2 separate regions of the Homo sapiens genome follow, and region 2 is linked to region 1. Evidence: chromatin contacts called from ENCODE Hi-C or POLR2A ChIA-PET data. All regions are on one chromosome and are shown on one strand. Each heading gives the region's core, a stretch centred on a gene start or an enhancer-like site at or near the end of the contact. The rest is flanking DNA. Distances are from core to core; before and after follow the strand shown.

Evidence for each region. A loop is a pair of places that touch in the nucleus more often than their neighbours do. ChIA-PET counts read pairs that join two places held with the same protein, here RNA polymerase II (POLR2A). Pooled maps may share reads with other maps.
Region 2: a pooled map of heart left ventricle shows a loop between it and region 1 (2.1-fold over the local background). The contact joins two enhancer-like sites. A Hi-C loop is called at or near these places in 2 of 168 maps with a recorded cell type or tissue (colonic mucosa and mammary epithelial cell) and 5 of 50 pooled maps. POLR2A ChIA-PET finds 5 or more read pairs at or near these places in 1 of 52 experiments (OCI-LY7).

What each region holds. Positions count from the first base shown.
Region 1 is chr12:77,209,733-77,215,785 of GRCh38, forward strand. No RefSeq gene overlaps it. Among named protein-coding and RNA genes, the nearest start is that of LINC02464, 100 kb to the right of the region's middle. Within about 2 kb of position 3,784, at least 2 of the 41 ENCODE cell types and tissues checked have a DNase peak (open chromatin) inside an H3K27ac peak, as active enhancers do.
Region 2 is chr12:77,321,429-77,327,481 of GRCh38, forward strand. No RefSeq gene overlaps it. Among named protein-coding and RNA genes, the nearest start is that of LINC02464, 7.2 kb to the left of the region's middle. RefSeq lists a silencer at 3,538-3,597. Within about 2 kb of position 3,388, at least 9 of the 41 ENCODE cell types and tissues checked have a DNase peak (open chromatin) inside an H3K27ac peak, as active enhancers do.

The sequences.
Region 1 (6,053 bases), core at 2,534-5,033:
GGTGGAGCAGTCAAAACGCACACATTTCTCAATTAAGCTTGCCATCTGATATGAGTGCAGTCTGTGGAGCCTCAAAACAATTATAATAGCAATATTAAAGATCATTGATCACACATCACCATAACAGATATAATAACTGACACTTTTGATATATTACAAGAATTACCAAAATGTGACACAGAGACACCATGTGAGCACATGCTGTTGGAAGAATGGCACGAGTAGATTAGATTTGCTCGATACAGAGTTGCTACGAACCTTCAATTTGTAAAAATATGCAATATCTGAGAAGTGCAATTAAGCAAAGCACAATAAAACAAGGTGTGGCTGTATAGCACGGGGTTAAGGGCATGGGAATTTGGAGTATGATGGAATTTGATTTAAATTTCAGCTCCATCTCTTACTAGCAGTATTGTCTCAGCAAGTAACTAACTTTTCTGAACCTCACTTTTATCACATGCAGTTGGGAAAAATACAGTTGAAAAAAGATGCCATTTGTAAAGTGCTTAGTATTTAATCACTAGCAAGTACTTAATAAATTCTAGTTGCTATTACTACTATTGCTACTCCTATGACTATAATTTTCTTAATTAATACCTGCTTAGCTTGCTAGAAGGCAGGCTGGCAAGCTGGCCTTTCACAAAATGAAGAGAGGAAGAACTTGTGAGAAATCTTTACAAAAATTTTTAAACTTAAAATTTTTTATGGGTACATAGTAGGTATATACATTGATAAGGTACATGAGATATATTGATACAGGTATATGGTGTGTGATAATCACATCAGGGTAAGTGAAAGATCCATCACCTCAATATTTGTCATTTTGTGTTACAAACATTTCAATTATACTCTTTCCACTATTTTCAAATTTACAATAAATTATTGTTAACTGTAGTTGCCTTGTTATTCTATCAAAACTAGATCTTATTCATTCTAACTATATTTTTATACCCATTAACCATCCTCACTTCACCCCTCTTCCCCGCTAGCCTTCTCAGTCTCTGGTAACCATCATTCTATTCTCTCTTTCCATGAGTTCAATTTTTGCTTTAATTTTTAGCTCCGTCAAATGAGTGAGAACATGCAAAGTTTGTCTTTTCATGTCTGGCTTATTCCACTTAACATAATGTCCTCTAGTTCCATCCATGTTGTTGAAAATGATAGGATCTCATTCTTTTTCATGGCTGAATAGTACTCCATTGTGTACATGTACCACATTTTCTTTATCCATTCATTTGTTGTGAACACTTAGGCTGCTTCCAAATCTTGGCTATTGTGAATATTGCAGCAGTAAACATGGGAGTGCAGATATCTCTTTATTATATGATGTCCTTTCTTTGGTGTATATACCAAGCAGTGGGATTGCTGGATCATGTGGTAGTTCTGTTTTTAGTTTTTTTGAGAAACCTCCATACTGTTCTCTATAGTGGTTGTACTAATTGACATTTCTACCAACCGTGTACAGGGGTTCCCCTTTCTACACATCCATGCCAGCATTTGTTATTGCTTGTCTTTTTGATAAAAGCCATTTTAATTGGGGTGATATGGTATCTCATTGTAGTTTTGATTTGCATTTCTCTGATGATTAATGATCTTGGGCACCTTTTCACGTACTTGTTTGCCAATTGTATTTCTTCTTTTCAGAAATGTCCATTCAGATCATTTGCCCATTTTAAAATCAGTTTTTTAGTTTGTCTATGGAATTATTTGAGCTCCTTATATATTCTGGTTATTAATCCTTTGTCAGATGTATAATTTGCAAATATTTTCTCCCATTCTGTGGGTTGTTACTTTACTTTGTTGTTTCCTTTGCTGTGCAGAAGCTCTTTAACTTGATGTGATCCCATTTGTCCATTTTTGGTTTGGTTGCCTGTGCTTGTGGGGCATTACTCAAATCTTTGCCAAGATCAAGGTCCTGGAGAGTTTCTCTAATGTTTTCTTTTAGTAGTTTCTTAGGTTGAGATCTTAGATTTAAGTCTTTAATTCATTTTGATTTGATTTTTATATATGGTAAGAGAGAGTGGGCTCAGTTCATTCTTCTGCATATGGATATCCAGTTCTCCCAGCACCATTTATTGAAGAGACTCTCCTTTCCTTGGTGTGTATTCTTTGCACCTTTGTCAAAAATGAGTTCACCATAGATGTACGAATTTATTTCTGGGTTTTGTATTCTGTTTCATTGATCTGTGTGTCTGTGTTTATGCCAGTTCCATGCTGTTTTGATTACTATAGCTCTGTAGTATAATTTGAAGTCAGTAATGTGATTCCTCCAGTTTTGTTCTTTTGTTCACAATGGCTTTGGCTATTTTGGGTCTTTTGTGGTTCCATATAAATTTTATAATTCTTTTTTCTATTTCTATGAAGAATGTCACTGGTATTTTGATAGGGGTTGCAATGGATCTGTAGATTGCTTTGGATAGTATGGAGATTTTAACAATACTAATTGTTCCAATTCATGAACATGGAATCTGTTTCCATTTTATTGTGTCCTTTAACAATTTCTTGCATCAATGTTTTATAGTTTTCATTGTAAAGTTATTTCACTTATTTGATTAAGTTTATTTCAAAGCTATTTTATTTGTAGTTATTGTAAATGAGATTACGTTCTTGATTTCTTTTTTAAATTGTTTGCTGTTGACATATAAAAATGCTACTGATTTTTGTATGTTAATTTTGTATCCTAGAGAAATACATTTAAAAAATACTCCTAAGATTCCCAACTTTTCACTAAGTGGTGGCTGTTGATTGTATTATCTTTTTGAAATTTAACAGCAGGGCATTACTATATAGCTTCCACAGTGTCATAAAATTTGGTACATCTTGAACTTAAGTGATGCTACACTGGCACAAGCTGTTGTTTCTTGAGTGTTCTAGCAATCAATACCTATCCTGAATCACAGCTGTGTTGATCAAATCTATCTATCTATCTATCTATCTATCTATCTATCTATCTATCTATCTCTTTTTAGAGACAGGGTCTCATTATGTAGCCTATGAACTCATGGGCTCAAGTGATCCTCCTGTCTCAACCTTCCAAGTAGCTGGGACCATATTTTTTACGGGGAAAAAAAAACTTAGATCAAATATTGTGTGTTCTCATTCATATGTGGAAGGTAAAAAAGTGAATCTTGTGAAGATAGTAAAGTGGTGGTTATGAAAGGCTGGGAAGGGAGGAGAGAATGAAGGAAAAAAAGAGAATATAAATATATTTATTACCACTGAACTGTAGGCTTAAAACTGGTAAAGAAGGTAAATTTTATATGTATATATTTTCCTCATTTTTTTTAAAAGAGTCTAGAGCACCACCAGCATGGAGGATTGCAGCAATTTCTCCTGATAAATATGTAAGACATAAAATTCAGTGGATGGACAGCAGAGAGTTATGAAACACTCCCCTTGACTGAAAAACAGTACCGGGGGAAAGCTAATTCACTCACATTACACATTTTCTTTTTAATCAGGATTTCCTCAAATTAAACATACATTGATGGGCAATGTAAACATCTCATGTGATATTGAAACAGTTGTCAACATCCTTAAGGAATTAACCCCCCTCCCTCCATGTTGGGCCTTTGCTGCCCTGCTGGTCTTTTTTTGTTTTTGAGTCTAGCCTCATTACATTAATAGCTCAAAACCTTCTCAGGCGTGTTAAAAATAGATTGCAAGAGAATTGAATGCAGTGTTTCCCTCCTCCCTCCCACTTTTTTTCTTGACTCTAATATAATGGCACTCCTCAGAAACAGTCCACGGAAATCCAGATTTTCGCAGTGGCTTGTGTGGGAAGTGCAGACTATTGTGTGCAAGTGTTGCAGCCTACTGCTTGGCAGGAAGTCGTTTTTCGGAAAAGTTAACTGAACAAACACCTTCCATTGTCTACAGAGGTTGAAAGTCCAATGAAATTTCCTTATTGCTATCTCTAAAGCAATTTGGTGGCTGTGATTACATTTAACCCTTTATTTCTAAAGTCTCATTTTTATTGAAGGCTCTTCCCTTCAGTGATTCTTAACCTTTTCTGATTCTCAGACTCTTTTGAGAATTTGGTGGGACAATAAACTCATGTATTCTTTTTTAAGGGGATCAACAGTTCTTTCTCTCATCCTCTCTCCCATGTCAAACTGTAGCAGGTCTAAGTCATTAATTATCAAGGGAAAAACTCTAAAGAAGAGAAGGTGAGGATCCAATGCATTTCTCATTTCTTTTATTGCAAATTAATTTTTTTTAAAGGCTGAGCTTTGCTGTGAACTATTTTAAAAGCTGTTAATCACTTTCATAGTCTCATTTATCAAAGTGATAATAATACATAGGCTTAGTTTTCCTGTGCTGTAATACAACTGAAAAAATTAACATTATAAATGAATATACAAAGAGTTCGACCAGAAAGGCAAAAATAAAAAATAGGCTACATTAAATTTGGTGATGACTGCTTTCATACTCTAAATATTTCACATTGCTTCAAAAGAGAATTTGTGAAAAAGTCTTTAAACAAAAAAACACATCTTTTGGTTTAATTTAAGATTGTAAGATTTAGCTATTCCACGGTGGAATTTGTTGACTCATAAGATAGTGAGTTTGCTGTCATTGGGAATATTCAGTAAAAGCATACTTACATTATGTGTCAGGTATATCAAAGAAAACCTTTCTGTTCTGTGGCCAGATAACTTCTATCAGGCCTTTGCATCAGAAATCCTACAAGTTAAAACAGAATTTAGTTGGTCTATAGGAGGAAAACTTTTGAGATGTATTTCTTTTTGTTTTCTTTTTTCCTATGCATATGACCAAGGCAATGGTTTTAATTAGTGCTGAGATGGAGTTCCAACTTTCCAGTATCATTTACTTTCTGTATGGTCTTGGATATCTATGATGCTATTACATGAAAACTACAACCTTTTCCCCAATGTCTAGAAAGTGACAAATTGTCCTATTATTCACTGGGAATTGATTTGGGAAGAGGGAAACTATTGTGTTACCTTCAGGGAAAGAGTACATCTGAATCAACTCTTTTTATCAAGTGCTTCGATTTTTGTCCCAAGTATTTTGATTAACTAAAATTTGAGAGTGTATATATAAAAGTATTCTTTTCTCATCCAATCTGTTGTTATTTATGTTGAATGTATGGGTTGTGAATTGCCAGGTCAAGTAAATGTGATGGCATTTAGCATCTATGGCTATTTTCCAAATGGATTCCTCATAACAAAGCCTTTGCACAATCTGAAATCCATTATCCTGAAGCTTTCCTATAGCCCTAAATTTGGTATATGTATTACTCAGCTCAGGCTGCCATAACAAAATTCTATAGACTGAGTGGCTTAAACAACAGAATTTGTTTTCTCATGATTCTGGAGGCTGGAAGTTCCCTACAGGGTGTCAGCATGGTCCAGTTTTAACAAGGGCTGTCTTCCTGGTTAGCTTCCTGCCTTCCTGCTATGTGCTCACATGTCCTATTCCTAGAGAAATCTCTCTCTTTCTCTCTCTCTTTCTTTTTATAAGAAGAGCAATCCTATCAGATTAGGAACCCATCTCTATTATCTCACGTAACCTTAATTATCTCCTAAAAGCCCTATTTCTAAATACAATCACATTGGAAATTAGAACTTCAACGTATGAATTTTGGGGAGGACACAATTCAGTCCCTAGCAATATCACATATGTTGATATGGTTTGGCTGTGTCCCCACCCAATTCTCATGGTGAACTATACTCCCATAATTCCCATGTGTTGTGGGAGGGACCTGGTGGGAGATAATTTGAATCATGGGGGTGGTTTTCCCCATACTGTTCTCATGGTAGTGAATAAGTCTCATGAGATCTGATGGTTTTATCAGGGGTTTCTGCTTTTGCTTATTCCTCATTTTCTCTTGCCACTGCCATGTAAGAAGTGCTTTTTGCCTCCCACTATGATTCTGAGGCCTCCCCAGCCACGTGGGACTGTAAGTCCAATTAAACCTCTTTGTCTTCCCAGTCTCAGGTATGTCTTTATCAGCAATGTGAAAATGGACTAATACAGTAAATTGGTACCAGAAGAGTGGGGTGTTGCTGAAAATATACCTGAAAATG
Region 2 (6,053 bases), core at 2,138-4,637, 110 kb after region 1:
TATCTTGAGCTGATTTCATTAACTATAAAAGTTGGTATATTTATAGCAAATTAGCTAAGTTTTGAATTAAAGCCTTATCCTAAATGGCCATAAAATCCATTTACTTTCCAACACACTTACTTTTTGTTCACAATATATTTTTTGTTTGGAAAGATATCCAAATAATTTCATCAATCATACTTTAATTTATTCACACATTTTCTTGCCAGTTAATGGTTATCTCTGTTATAGTAAGATACACTAGAGCAGAAATATAGACAAGCAAAGGAGTCTGGCCCCATCACCATAATGGATTACTATACTTGTCTGCTTTGCTTGACTCTTTTACAAATTTACACAGCACTAAGGATATGGTACAAGGGTAGAGCAAGACTGCACAGAAATGACAGAGGCCAGAGGAGCCCCTTACATCCGCTGAGGAGACTGCACTTCAGTAGACTACTGAGTCAGGGAAGCCACAGTAAAGCTTTAGAGGTTCCTACCCTAGGCTGTGAGGGAGACCCCTTCTGGGAGAGGGGTGGTGAGAGCTCAAGTAATATTAACCAAAGTAACAAAATGCTCATGAATATTTACAATACACATGAAACTTACTTATACCTGTGGAAAACTGCCTTTGTGCTGCTTATAGTAAATCAAACAAATCATCCCTCCCTCAGTTCTGCAACAGCCACCAAACAGCTGTGTGATGTTGAGCAAGCAACTTCACTTTTCCAAGTCTTAGATTTCTCATATGTAATATAATATTTGTCTTGCAAGGTGTTTTAAGGAATAGATGAGGTAACATGCAAAGCATTTAACCCAGTACCTGATACATACAGTACAAGGAGTTCAAAAATATTAATTCTCCTTTCTATCTCTGTCCTTTCTAGTACTATCACGAACTTTGTCTTTGATCATCATCACAATCATCAACAACAAAAACCTTGTTTCTCTTCTCCCGCTCTCATTCTCTTTCACTCCCCTACCTACCTGAACATTTATTGAGCTGCTACAAAGTCTCAGCCAATGTGCTAGACCCTTGGGAATACAGGGATAAATAAGTTGCCATCCTTTCCCCTAGTACATACATTCTAGTGAGGAAGCAGACAAATAAATGTACTATTATTATTCCTAATGTGTGAAAAGTGGGTATAGAGGCAGCACAGAGAAATGGCACCTAAACTTTGTTGTAGGATCTGGGAGTGTTTGTGGAGGCATTCCAAAGGAGTTTAGTCTCAGGGGTTGAGCAAGTGTTACCCAGATGTGGTGGTGTGGGATGTGGAGAAGAGTTGGGTTGGGAATGTGAGAGAATTCCTGGTGGAGAACAGCACATGTACAGATGGGGTGAGAACAGCATACGTACAGGTAGGGGTAAGCTGGTGCTATATGAGAAAGCATGGAATAAGTTATTAAGTTTGACCTGCTTGGGAACTGAGGGGCAGGTGTGAGGGATGAAGCAGGAGTAGGTAGGGGCTAGATCACAAAAGATCTATGCCAGTGTTTCTCACAGTGTGATTCCCAGCCCAGTAGCATGATATCACTTGGGATCTTGTTAGAAATACAAATTCTTATACATCACCCTGGACTAGACCACCTGAATAAGAAAAGTTGGGCATGAGGCCTACAAATTTTTAAAAAAGTCATACAGGTGATTGCAATGCATGCTAAAGTTTGAGAAACACTCTTTGCTGTGGTTTGAATATTTGTGTCCTTCCAAAATTCATGTAGAAACCATCTCCAATGTTATAGTATTAAGAGGAGGGACCCTTGGGAGCTGATCAGATCATGAAGTCTCCTTTCTTATAAAGGGGATTAAAAGCCTTGGCCCTTTTACCCTTTGTCCATGTAAGGACACAGTGTTGGAAGCAGGGACTGGGTTCTCACCAGAAACAGAACCTGCCAGCCTCTTGGTCTTGGACTTCTCAGCCTCCACAATTGTGAGAAATAAGTTTCTGTTGTTTATAAGTTAACCAGTCTCAGGTATTTTGTAATGGCAGCACAAAGGGGCTAAGAAACTGTTCTATGCCCTAACAAGAAATGTGGTCACTTTCCTGAAGGAAATGGGGATATATATAAAGATGTTATATAAGACTCGTAATATTTATTTGGAAGGCTTGCTCTGCAAGCAAGGTGGAAGAGCAACATGAAGGAAGCGTGGTGGAGGTGAGAGGACTGGAGGTTAAGTTGGTAGGGAGATACAGGAAAGAAGCTTATGACACTTGAGTTAAAATGTAGCATCCTTCCTATGTGTAGGGCTCATAAAAATGTATAGTCTAAGATAGAACACAGAATACTCTATGAATCCTGCCCACAAGGTGTTGGTAATCTAGATTCACTTTTTTTTTCTGATAATGCCATCCATATGTATGGAGCGTCTACTACTGTATGCCAGAGTGACTCTGGAATCGGTTTGGTTGATCTAGACAAGACCATAAGGAGAGTCCCCTTACTACCTCTTCTCCAGGGGAGGGATTCAAGTTGAACTAGTACTTCAGAGACTGTTTAGTAATATCATGCATGAAAGGTGATGGTTAGGACAGAAAAATAAATGGATTGCATCATAATTCCTCAGGTTCTCCAAATATGTGGTGGTCTCAAACCATGTGAATTGGTCTGCACATCCTGTTTGGGTTGCGTGTCAGCAGTTGAGATCTGAGCCTTATTTGTAACAGTGAAACAGTGAGAGACCTGCCCACTGAAAGCTGTTTTTCAGCTAGGAATAGAAAAGGGCCAGGCTAGACTCCTCTTTCTGCTGGATCTTGCTTCTTCTCAGCAATAGAAGTAGACCTGCCTTCCTAGCTGTAGAGAAAAGGTGCCGGTAGGCGGGCAGGTGAGCCTGTGGATAATCCTGGAGTAAAGGTTCAATAGACCTTCAAGTCTATCCTACAGGATTCGGAGTGAGGGGAGAGAAAAGGAGACGCTTCTCTGGCTGAGAGAGGAAGAGAAAAAAAAATCCCAGATATCTGACAGCTATATCTTCCCATCACCACCTTCCTCTAAACCCATGCCTCTCTGTTTAGTAGGACATAAAATGAAGAGTGACCCACCCCCCACCCCCAGCCCATCCCCCGTTTGTAGGTGTGCTTTCAATGAAAATAAGTCGGTGTTCATGGACGGAAACTAGAGCAGCTGAAAATAGATGCAAGACTTGTTGAGCATACAAATCATTTCCCCCTTAGTCTCCAAGGGAGGAAAAAAAATCCCTCTTACTCTCCTTGCAGCCTGTGTTCTGCATTCTGGAGAGGAAGCTGAGGCTGGTCCTCAGGCGCTCCTCCCGCCGTTCCCGCAGGAAACTTTTCTCGCAGGGCCCGCTCCGTCCATCCCGCGCGGTTCCAAGACGGTGGGCCTCCCGTGGGCTCCTCTCCTGGGCAAGGGCCCAGACCCCGCGACGCGCCTGTCTCTTTAAATTCCAGCTGCGCGGCTGGGAAACAGCGCCACTCGCCGCCCAGGCCGGCTGGAGGCTGAGAGCGAGCTCGCGCTTTCGCTCCCGGCTGCGCGCCGCGGAGAGCTGGGCTCGGCCCGCGGGCTGCTAGGTGGCGGCGGCGCGGGGCGGGGAGGCGCGGCCCGGCGGAGGAGGGAAGAAAGAGCGAGCCGGGCCGGGAGAGGCGCCGCGCCCGGTCCCGCGCCCGGTCCCGCACCCGCTCTCAGCGGCCCAAGCAGTTTCTTTCTGGGTGACAAGAATGTGCCTCGGTTGGTTTTTCTTTTTTTTCTCCATCTCCTTAAGACGATTTCCATAGTAACCTGATCAAGTGGCTCAAAATCGCAAACCTGAGGATTTCCGCGGCCCGCCGGCAAGACCTCGGCCAGGTAACGCTGCGATCTCCTCCTCTTCCATTGCAAACCGCTGCGCTCCTTGCAAAGTTCCTTTTGTGGAAAATCGCCCAGCCCAAGGGAGCCCGGGGTATTTGCAACAGCGTGTTCATTTCCAGGTGCCTGTCACGGGTCTCCTCCCTGCTGCTTCTCCAGGACCCATGATGAGATTATTTTTAAAAATTGTTTTTGGTCGTCTCCCCCGCCCCCTCCCCTTCTTTATTTTTTTCCTCTTCGCTGCACTCTTCTCGGCTTTTCCCCTGACACTACTGATGGGGGTGCGGGGGGACGTCGGGGATGGGGGTGGCCAGCGCGGTCCTGGGAGTGGCGGGTTCGGATGGGCTGGCTGCGGTGGGCCACTTTGGGCATCTCGGCGTGGCCTGCGCCGGGGTCACGGGGAGGGCTGTCAGCGCCAGGGCGGCGGAACCCGAGGTCTCCAGACGAGTGAGGGAGGGATGCAGGCTTGGGGGTGATGGAGCGCTTGGCTGGTGGCTGGTGAGCGTCCATACATCATAGCTCTCCTTCCCACTCCCCCGCCCCTCTTCGGGATTCTCTCTTTCTCTTTCCCCGTCCTCATTTCTTTCTTCCTTTACTCACCACTCGCTTCATTCTCTTCCTTCCATTTCCTCTTTTTTTCTCCCCTCATTTCCTTTTTTTCCTTTCCCTTTTAAAGAAAGGGGAATCGTTTGTAACCCTTTCGTTCTACCAACGTGGAATAGCTGTGAAACCTGCAGCGTGGTCACCTCAGCCTGGTCGTTTTCAGACCCGTCCTCATCCATCAACATATTTGTTTCCCGAGTCTATTGATCTCCCTGAATTCTACAGAAATGCATTCTAAGCTAGGCGCCTGTATGTCAGAATCAGTTCTGCAGGTAGCTTCCGTGCTCCAAGTATGACATGTATTGTAAGGGCTGCATCTGTTTTAAACCCACATAAGCCATGGGTATAAATAAATGTAGCTTTGAAAAAAAATCTGGCCTTATTCTAGATAAACTTCCCTCTTAAATTACTGATATACTCTTCTCCCTCTTTGACATTTAATTTTAGGAAAGTTGGGAGACAGGTTCTTGTCCTCCAGTTTTTAAGGAGCAGGCAACTTCTATTATCTTAATTTTCTCGTCTTTGAACATCACTCACGTTTGCACTACCCAGTCAGTGGAACGAGTGGGTCATAATTAAGGTTCAGATTCTAGCTTCCAACGTCCAAGCTGGCTGGAGTGGCAACCTCTGGTACAGGGTCCTAAGAAAACTGGAGAGCCAGGCAGACCTTGCCAAAGAATAAAGGCATAGCAACTCTTTTGTGAAATATCGAAATTCAGACTGTAGTACTGAAAACATGAAAATACAATGAAACCAGGCTTTTAGTTTGTTTTTGGTTCTTAGCATGGGTACAACTAGGTAGGTATAAATTAGTACTTCTTAAAAATGATCCACTCTAGTTTAGAACCTATTCTGCCTTGTTTTTGTTAAGGCACTTCCTTACTATGGTTATATATTTTTTTCTTTGAAACATAAGATGTCTGTATCATGTGAAAACAAAGGCAAAAACCAGGAGGACTTTTATTTGTCCATAAAAATTTTATTTCTGGTTTTTTTATTAAAAAAAAATCTAGTTGTTTTGCTCAAGTTTTCCCGAGGTCAAAATATTTCACGTGGAAAAATGATTCTAATCAATGAGGTTCCTCCGCTCTGTTTTAGAGGTGCATATAGTTTATATAGAAAAAAGTCTCAGTTTGAGAGAGCTCTATTTGCCTCTTTTCCTTTGTCTGCACATTTGTCTTTTAAATTCAACTATTAATATAGGATAAAGGATCTTAGGGCAGAGAATAGATCAGGCAGAAGGGAGACTACTGATATAATAGAAGATATGTACGTAAACCAAGAGAAGTAATTATTGGCATGCCACTCCACACAGTTGTTGTCTTTGTTTTTAGCCAATTTAAAGGCTGTACACTGAAAATGTATTATTTTCTGAATTCTGCACCTAATGCTGTTCGTACCCAAGATCATATTTATCCAGTTCAGTTGAATATTTACAAAAGACTTAAAATTCCCTTGCCACTGAAATCCAAATAGCATGTTCTTCTTCTAAAATTTCTTTTTTTTCTAGTGAACAGTGATAGTAGTAATGGTCCTGCATTATTGTTTTTATCTGACTTCCAATTTTGGTGTTCCCTGGGTGGGTGGGTTTTCCTGACACATTTACAAGATGCTTTTGGCAGGTTGGCTGGAATTTGAAGGCACATTTAATTGTAGGTGCAATA